Linked DNA regions of Homo sapiens: all the other regions are linked to region 3. Evidence: chromatin contacts called from ENCODE Hi-C or POLR2A ChIA-PET data. All regions are on one chromosome and are shown on one strand. Each heading gives the region's core, a stretch centred on a gene start or an enhancer-like site at or near the end of the contact. The rest is flanking DNA. Distances are from core to core; before and after follow the strand shown. Region 1 holds the start of GATM (glycine amidinotransferase). Region 2 holds the start of SHF (Src homology 2 domain containing F). Region 3 holds the start of EIF3J (eukaryotic translation initiation factor 3 subunit J).

The links. A loop is a pair of places that touch in the nucleus more often than their neighbours do. ChIA-PET counts read pairs that join two places held with the same protein, here RNA polymerase II (POLR2A). Pooled maps may share reads with other maps.
Region 1: a loop to region 3 is called in a map of sigmoid colon, with 4 times the contacts of the local background. The contact joins the promoter of GATM here to the promoter of EIF3J in region 3. A Hi-C loop is called at or near these places in 1 of 168 maps with a recorded cell type or tissue (sigmoid colon) and 1 of 50 pooled maps. POLR2A ChIA-PET finds 5 or more read pairs at or near these places in 1 of 52 experiments (Panc1).
Region 2: a pooled map shows a loop between it and region 3 (5-fold over the local background). The contact joins the promoter of SHF here to the promoter of EIF3J in region 3. A Hi-C loop is called at or near these places in 3 of 168 maps with a recorded cell type or tissue (CD4-positive, alpha-beta memory T cell and naive thymus-derived CD4-positive, alpha-beta T cell), 1 of 37 single-sample maps with no recorded cell type and 14 of 50 pooled maps. POLR2A ChIA-PET finds 5 or more read pairs at or near these places in 1 of 52 experiments (activated T-cell).

What each region holds. Positions count from the first base shown.
Region 1 is chr15:45,377,119-45,379,822 of GRCh38, reverse strand. It overlaps GATM (glycine amidinotransferase), which reads left to right and starts at 1,279. Exons shown (of 9, transcript NM_001482.3): 1 at 1,279-1,438. The coding sequence starts at 1,370. RefSeq lists an enhancer at 931-1,010 and a silencer at 1,151-1,480.
Region 2 is chr15:45,186,578-45,189,277 of GRCh38, reverse strand. SHF (Src homology 2 domain containing F) reads left to right here and starts at 1,312. Exons shown (of 7, transcript NM_001394037.1): 1 at 1,312-1,824. The coding sequence starts at 1,327. LOC124903481 (a long non-coding RNA gene) reads right to left here. Exons shown (of 2, transcript XR_007064608.1): 2 at 460-1,163. RefSeq lists a silencer at 1,368-1,417 and an enhancer at 2,332-2,700.
Region 3 is chr15:44,535,781-44,538,480 of GRCh38, reverse strand. EIF3J (eukaryotic translation initiation factor 3 subunit J) reads right to left here and starts at 1,334. Exons shown (of 8, transcript NM_003758.4): 1 at 1,244-1,334; 2 at 1,054-1,157. The coding sequence starts at 1,286. EIF3J-DT (EIF3J divergent transcript) reads left to right here and starts at 1,558. Exons shown (of 2, transcript NR_034170.1): 1 at 1,558-2,438. RefSeq lists silencers at 832-881, 902-1,211, 1,402-1,571 and enhancers at 1,742-2,191, 1,879-2,666.

The sequences.
Region 1 (2,704 bases), core at 30-2,529, 840 kb before region 3:
GTAGACAGGGTTTCATCATGTTGACCAGGATAGTCTCAAACTCCTGACCTCAGGCAATCCGCCTGCCTCGGCCTTCCCAATTGCTGGGATTACAGGCGTGAGCCACTGCACCCGGCCTCATACAGCTCTAATGCCACGCATCAAGTTCTGCATGTACAATCTCTCATTTTGGCCTCTCAGCAACCCCCCATGTGCTAGGGACAGTAAATTCTATTGTTCTCACTTTGCAGATAAGAAGACTGCAATTCAGGAAGACATATAGTAGTCTATAAGTGATTCAGGACTGGAACTCAGTTATCCTAATTCCCTCTCGGAGGCTCTTTCCACCATGCCATCTGCTCGTCTGGTGCTTTCCATCCATGAACTCTGGAAAACAAGCTTGAGATACCAAAATTGAAAAGACAGCTCATCAAAAATGAATAGTTATAATTCTATAAGTACAAAAATGAAATACTCAAATCTCTTGCCCCCCCTCCTGCTAGGAGCATAAATGTTAACCTGAGTTCTCTAGCTCTGTACAAATCCACAGCAATTAAGACTGCACTGTGAGGGAAAATACTTTTCTAAAAAAGAATCCTGATCAAGTTGAAACAAAAATTTTAAAACATGAAATGGAAGGAACGAAACTGTCGTCCTCCCTTATTTCTGACCCACACTTGTCGATTTTCATGACGGAGTTTCTCAAGCCAGGGGCATATGGCCAAAGACCATGTGAAATGCCAGGTGTTCCAAATAACAACCGACGGGGTACTGGAAGGAAAGCACTGCCTCCCCGGGGAACAAATGGCCCAATTTCCAGACTTAGTTTTCTGCAGTCTCAAACCCGATGTTGCACCAAGAAACCACCTAATCTTTAGGTGGTTTCGTTTACCGAAAAATGAGGTGACTGGTTCAGTGCGCATATGTGAATTTAAGGGTAACACTGTACTCACGCTTTGCATATTTAAATTCTCAAATATTCACTTAATATATGCATAGACCATTGTCACTTCGTCAGAAGTCGCGTCCTGCCCAGTTGCGCGAGACTCCAACGGGCCTTCTTGCGACGCTCGGGTCTGGGTCCGGGTCCGGACGTGCAACAGAAGCCGTCAGTGGCCCCGCTGGCTAAAAAAGGGCAAGCATCGGAGGCTCGAGCCAGCGGCCGCGGCGCTTCCCGACAGTTCCTAATTCGGGGCGCTACGCCGGCCCCACCACCTGTTCCCGGCAGCCAATGGGGCCGCGGGGGGCGGCCGGGGCGGAGCGCGGCTACAAAAGGCCTCGGGCCCCGCGCGCCCGCCCACCCCGCTCCGGGCGCGCTCTCGGGAAGGCTTGGACCGACGCGGCCCAGAGGCCAGGAACATTCCGCGCGTGGACCAGCCGGGCCAGGGCGATGCTGCGGGTGCGGTGTCTGCGCGGCGGGAGCCGCGGCGCCGAGGCGGTGCACTACATCGGATCTCGGGTGCGTGCGCCACCGGCCTCGTCTGGCGGCCGCGTGACTCACTCGATCCTGCGGGCGGCGTGGAGCACTCGCTCGCTCCCTGCCCGGAGCCGCCACCTTCCCTCGCTTTCCCTAGCCGGAATTGCACGAGAGTGTCCCTTCTGGTATCCCTGGGAAGCTCAGCTTCAAGAGCCTTCGCAGGCTCCAGGAGCTGGGCGGCGTCCCCCAGTCAGGGGGAACTTGCGTTGCGGCTCCAGCCCTTGGGGTCCACTTGCTGTCTGCGCGTCCGCGGCCTGCTGGCCCACGGCGCAGGGGGCGCCGCCCCCCTCTACCGGACCTTGGTGCGCTGCACCAAGCTTCCCGCTCGGAGCAAGGGGTTGGGACGACGGAGGCTCCTCTTAGTAAAAGGGTGGCGTTATTGGGGTTCAGTAGCCTGAGTGGGCGTCGAGTTGGGGAGATTTCTGGAAAATGCGTGTGGGGTAGATGGATGGGGAGAAGAGGCAAGCAAAGTGGGAATCGGGGACGGGGAGCGAGCGACCAGATTCACTCCAAGTATAACATGGGATCCCACGTCTGGAGAGGAGTCGGGGCGAGTGCAGCCTGTAAGCAGAGTTTCTGCGCTCCCCGCCCTCGGCTGCCCTGGCAGCAGACCCTCCCATGCTTCTAGTACTGGAATCGCTCCGACATTCTGGCTTCCTCCCAGCAACTGGTTCCTGAACAGCTGTCATTCTCCGTCTTTCTTCTGCCTCCACCCGAGTTCTCCTCCTGCCCACTTCCTAAGGCTTTTAACAGAGCAGGATAGAGATTTGGGGGGTTGAGGTTTGCTCAGGGGTTGAGGGACCCTCCCTGCTCTAGATTTTATAGGCCATGCATTTTTAAAAGGCTTTTGAAGTTTTTAGATCTCCTTCTTATTTGTTTGAATTTACGCCTGAGCTAATCCTGACCTTGGCTAGGGTACTGTGGACCATCTGTAAAATGGAGCAGATGGCAGTTGCTCACTCTCAGAATTGAAGTGCCAAAGAATGCGAAGTGTATGTCAAAGATGAAAAAAATTTGATTTGAAGCTGGTTATTCTGAAAGATAAGGTCCTTTACAAATGTTCCCAACTTTTCATTTGTAAAAAAAAATAAATAAAAAGCCTAATATTGGTAACCTTTGATACTTAAGGGAAAAGGAGGTTCCGTCCCCAGCTGAGACTGGCGGGAAGTTTTAGAGCAGCTGTCTATGGTTTTCTGAGAGGAGGACTGACCCATCTGCAAAACAGTTGCTTAAAGCTTGAGTGCAGGA
Region 2 (2,700 bases), core at 63-2,562, 650 kb before region 3:
TGTTGGCTTCAGGCCTACATTTATGGTGAGGAACTGGCTTTATTTCTTTCCTTTTCTTTTTTCTTTTTCTTTTTTTTTTTTTTTTGAGACGGAGTCTCACTCTGTCGCCCTGGCTGGAGTGCAGTCGCGCAATCTCAGCTCAATGCAACCTCTGCCTCCTGGGTTCAAGCGATTCTCCTGCCTCAGCCTCCCGAGTAGCTGGGACTACAGGTGCCCGCCACCACACCCGACTAATTTTTTTGTATTTTTGGTAGAGACGGGGTTTCACCGTGTTAGCCAGGATGGTCTCGATCTCCTGACCTCGTGATCCTCCCGTTTCGGCCTCCCAAAGTGCTGGGATTACAGGCGTGAGCCACCGCGCCCAGCCGGAACTGGCTTTATTTCTAAGACAAAAATGCCTAGCACTTGAGCATCTGAGCCTCAAGAGGATAAGGAGTTTGTGATAGACAACACTGGGACTGTTTCTAGACTTGATTTATTGACTTGTCTGTTTCCATTCTGTTACTAATCTGATTGACAATGAAGCCCGGGATGTGGCTGGAAGGGATTTCTGCGTGCGTGCGCATGCTATCGTCAGGGCCATGTGGGCCCGTTTGGAGCAGGTGCTCCCGTGGGTGGGGGATGTTTGAGCGAGGGCTGTTTGCGTGTGAGAAGGGCGTGTGTGAAAACGACACGGGAGAAGTGGGCGTCTCTAGGGAGTTGTTTGTATGTGATGTGAGATGTGTTTGCCTGGATCGGGAAGTAACGTAGGTTCGGGTATGTGCAGTGCGTACGGTTGGATGGGAGGAGGTTGTGGGGCTCCCAAGGTAGCACGGGAGGAGGAGGCTTACAGACACATCTTACAGAACCTAGCCCCTTTTCTTGCCCGCCTAGATTTTCCTCCTAGATTATAGTTTCCCAGTTGCGAGATCCTGGGAGAGGGAAGAGGAGAGGCGTAAGGCTCCCTAGAGTCAGGAGTCTGGGGGCTCCCCTCTTTGCGTCTCGCACGAGCTGGGAGCTGGGGAAAAGAACAGATGGGGATGGATGCGCTCCCCACAGGGGACCGCGTGGCGACACGTAAAGGATTCAACCTCAGTCCAGTAGTCGCATCCTCTGCCCCAGGGCTGCCCACTTCACTTCTTGCCTGTGCATACCGGCTGGAAGCCCGCGTACACTCTTCCGAGCTACGGGAGGAGGAAGACCCTGTTAGGGAGCGGAGCCCCGCCTCTCCCTTGTTACTGAAGCGCCCCGCCCCCTCCCCGCCCGGCGGAGCCCCGCCCCCCTCCCCACCCCCGCCCCCGCCCCCCACCCGCCGCTGCGCTCCCCTCGCTCAGTCTGGCTGGCCCCATGTTACTGAGCGGAGCTCCTCCGGCTGGCTCCCGCCCGGGGCCGCGAACGCAGGGGAGCGCTGGGGGCGGCCCGGGGGGGTCCCGCCGGGGCGCCGGGGGTGCGGGAGCCGGCCCAGGAGGGGGCGGCAGCGGCGGAGTAGCCAAGTGGCTCCGGGAGCACCTGGGCTTCCGCGGGGGGGGCGGCGGCGGAGGGGGCAGCAAGCCGGCGCCCCCCGAGCCCGACTACCGCCCCCCTGCGCCCTCTCCGGCCGCGCCCCCCGCGCCGCCCCCGGACATCCTGGCCGCCTACAGGCTGCAGCGGGAGCGCGACTTCGAAGACCCCTACTCCGGGGGGTCGTCCGGCTCCGCCGCCCTCGCCACCCCTGTCGCCCCCGGACCCACGCCGCCCCCGCGCCACGGCTCTCCCCCACACCGCCTTATTCGGGTCGAGACCCCGGGGCCCCCGGCGCCGCCTGCTGATGAGCGGATCTCCGGACCCCCCGCCAGCAGCGATAGGGTGAGTGCCGCGCCGGGCCGGGATGGCCAGGAGGGAAGGCGGTCAGGGGTCTGGAGGCTGCGAGAGGGACAAAGGTGGCCTGGCCCGGGCCCCTCGGTGTCTCAGCTTCTGGCAGACGCGAGCCCCTGACCCCGGGGTTCCGAGCCTTCACCCACCTTTGTTCAGATTCTCAACCGACTAATCTGAGACGGAAGCCCCAAACTCTGCCCCTCTGCCCTATCCTTTGTAATGGCCCCAGAACTGGTGACCCTCCCCCTCCCGGGCTGGCTCTCCACTTCGTAGCCCCCTCTAGCCTGATCCATGAGCCTTTTGCTAACGGGAATTGAGGCGCACCTCCCAACCCCCACTGGTTGATGGCCTTTCTGCCCCTCTGGAAGCAGCGGCTCAGTGCCCTTTGATCTCTGACCCTTCCCCCTGGGCATAGCCAGCACAAAGCTCTTCCCTCCTGTTGCCTCTTTGCTTCCTCCTCCTCTTCCTCCTCCTGTTTCTCCAGCCTAAGCATCCTTGCAGGTGCTGAAGCCCCAGAAAGGAGGTGAAGACGGGTTTCTCCTTGCGGACACAGCACGAGCTGGCCTTTGCCCTATAGGCTGTTGTTCTCAGGAGGCGAAGACAGGCAGCTTACAGCTCTTGCCAAGGGGGCTTCGTGGGGTCCAGGCCCACTCCTCCCTCCTTCCCTCGTCCTCTCAGGTATGAGGATAGTCAGTGCTCAGGACCTGTTGCCCACATGGGGCTAAGCAGCTGAGCCCATTCCTCCTCTCCTCCTGGCCTCCCTCTCCCCCTGGTCCATTCTGAGGGAGGCTGGAGCTTTTCCTGGGTCTGCAGGCACCAGGATAGGGAGGAGAACAGGAAATCCACCATGCCTCAGGGCCCTGCCCT
Region 3 (2,700 bases), core at 85-2,584:
AGGGTTCTCCGTTTGTGTTTATAAATTAGGAGAAATTCACTAAATTAGGCAAAACCACAAAAAAAAATCATTTTCCATTTCACACAAAACTTTATCTGCACAAATATAACAAGATTTTGAGAACTTTGTTAATAAGAGTCTTAACATTTTGGATTTGAGACTTCTGTAACTACTGTAAAAAAAAAAAAAAACCATGTAGAAGTAAATGTCACTTACAGCTGTATAATGAACCCTTCGGAGTTTTCAAAATCAAACGACTGAGGTAAAAATGATTATCTACAAGGCACAGACAAAACAACAACAACAACAAAAAACCACGGGCCCGTCATCTACAACCACCACCAAATCTTCAATATTTCCTTAGGTGTCGTATGTGTGTAGTTGAGTAACTGTCGTCTCTCCATTTCTCAGGTCACGGTGTGAACTACCTGGGTTTCTGTCCACTAACTGCGGGCTATCTCAGTGGTCAGTTCATTCTTTTTACCACAGGGTGGGGGAAGGGAGAGCCAAAAGTTATTTCCCTTTACTGTTTCTAGCTGTCTCGTGTGGGAAAAAAAGGTTGAAATTCAACTACAATATTTCACTCATCTAATCCCTCGAACAAACTGTATAAGTAGACCTCAGGGTCATAAATGAGTTACTGGCCCTGGGCTGACTTGAGCTCGAAAAGACAGGCGAGTCTCAAGGCTTTCCATATGGATAAGCTACAAGGCTCAATTCCCAACTTCCCGGTCTCATTCCTGCGAGAGGCTCCGGACCGCGAAGCTTGCACGTGGGCCGACCCGGCCGATGCTGTCACCTTTCGTCGCCAGCCGGCGGGTGGGATCCACGCCGGAGAGCAGACTCTCAACCGGCGAGGGAGTCCGGGAGGCCACGCTGCCAGTCTTCGGCCCACACATGGCCGGCAAGCGGAGGGGAAGAGAGCACCGCCAGGCCCTATGCTCGCGCCTGGACCCACGGCCCGCAGGCCCCGGCAGCGACCCGGGGCCCAGAGTCGGCCGGCAACAGCGCCAGCCCGCTTCCGCGCTGCCCGGCGCCCTAGCCCGCACCCACCTTGACGTCCTCGTCCTCGTCCTCGCCTTCCCAGCGGTCCCCGCCGGCAGTGCCGCCGCCCCCCACCTTCCGCACTGGGTCTTCCACGGAGAAAGCGTCGGCGTCTACGGAAGAAAGCGAGCCGTGTTAGTGCCTGCCACTGCGTGGGGCCGGCGCCGGCCCGGGCCCTGCCCCAGCAACTTCTCCTCACCCCAGGAGTCCGAGTCCCCCGCCGCCGCCGCCGCCGCCGCCATCTCGAGCCGGGTGTGAGCGTGTGTGAGAGGGAGAGCTAGCGAGGAGTTAGCACGGCGGAGGTGAGTCACTGGGTTTGCTCTCGTTGACCGGCGCGGAGCAGGATGGGACCGTGGCTGACTGTGCGCCGAGCCGAGGCCACGCCCCCTCAGGCGGCGGCGGCGACGCGCGCGGGTAAGAAGTGGGCGGGGAACGCGGTCGGTGGCGCTGCGGGGCTGAGGGAGAGGCGGAGGGGGGGGCGGAGGGGGGCGGAGGGAGGGGCGGAAAGAGCAGAGGGAGGGGCACAGGGGGCTGAGGAGTGCTGGGTCGGGCTTCCAGCTCCCTACAACGCAGACCAGTACTGGAGTTCGTGGTGCTGGAAGACCGCCGCCCGACTCTGGGCCCCGGGTAGGAAACGTAAGTGCCAGGAAGTTAGCAGAGTGGTTCTTTGGCTGGCGCCTGAACCTCGCCAGTCTTCGTCGCCCCTCCCCTGCCAACGCCTACCCCGCTTCGACCGGAGGGTGCGCTGTCCCTCTGGTCACTGTGATCACCGTCCATGGCCGCCTGCGGATACCCACGCCGTGCTCAGAAGAGGGCTCTGAGGCCACGCCCGCCTGTGGGGTCGGTGGCCGGGCTTCCGGGACCCCAGAGGGAGTCGTCGCGCGCTAGGTGGAGGGGACCCCTCTGGAATCCGGCGATCCCCGGGCGCAGATGCAGGAGCGGGTGGGGAGAGCCGCGTTCCTGGCATGTTTGCCTCGAGTTAGTCACGAAGGAATCGAAGAGAGCCTTAGTCTTCGAGGCTTTTCCCTTCCTGTGAGCCCCTTTGAGGCCAGCACATTGATTTTTTTTTCTTTCGCAGAACAATTTCGGACCTCCTGGGGTCTATGCTAGGTATGAGGTGTATCTTTGCCCTCCATCAAGTAGCAAAGATGGACATGTAAACAAATTTCGACACTGTGATGACTGCCACAAAAAGCAGCATTATGAGGTTGAATGTAAAAGGATAACCTTAGCGGCGGCGGGGGCCGGAGGATGAAGGAAGGCTTCCTGAGGTAGGCGCTGGTTGAAACTGAAGTTGGAGAGAGCAAGTGGCATTTGCTGAAGTGCATTTCCGGTAGAAAACTCCAGTGGTCCCTCACCTGACTGAGTGGCGCAGTCAGAGATAAATGGAACAGGTACACTGACCAGAAAGGGCAAGATGGGCTAAACTTCGCCGTTGGGCCACTGGGCTCCCCCGCAGGATTTTAAAGAGCTAGCCAGTAGATGGATTTTGTTTTTGTTATTTTCGCAATTTATTTTCAAATATGTAATACGCGAACTTGGTACAACATTCATGTGATAAAAAGGTAGATACGTGGGCAGGACGCGGTGGCTCACGCCTGTAATCCCAGCATTTTGGGAGGCCGAGATGGGCGGATCATTTGCTGTCAGGAGTTC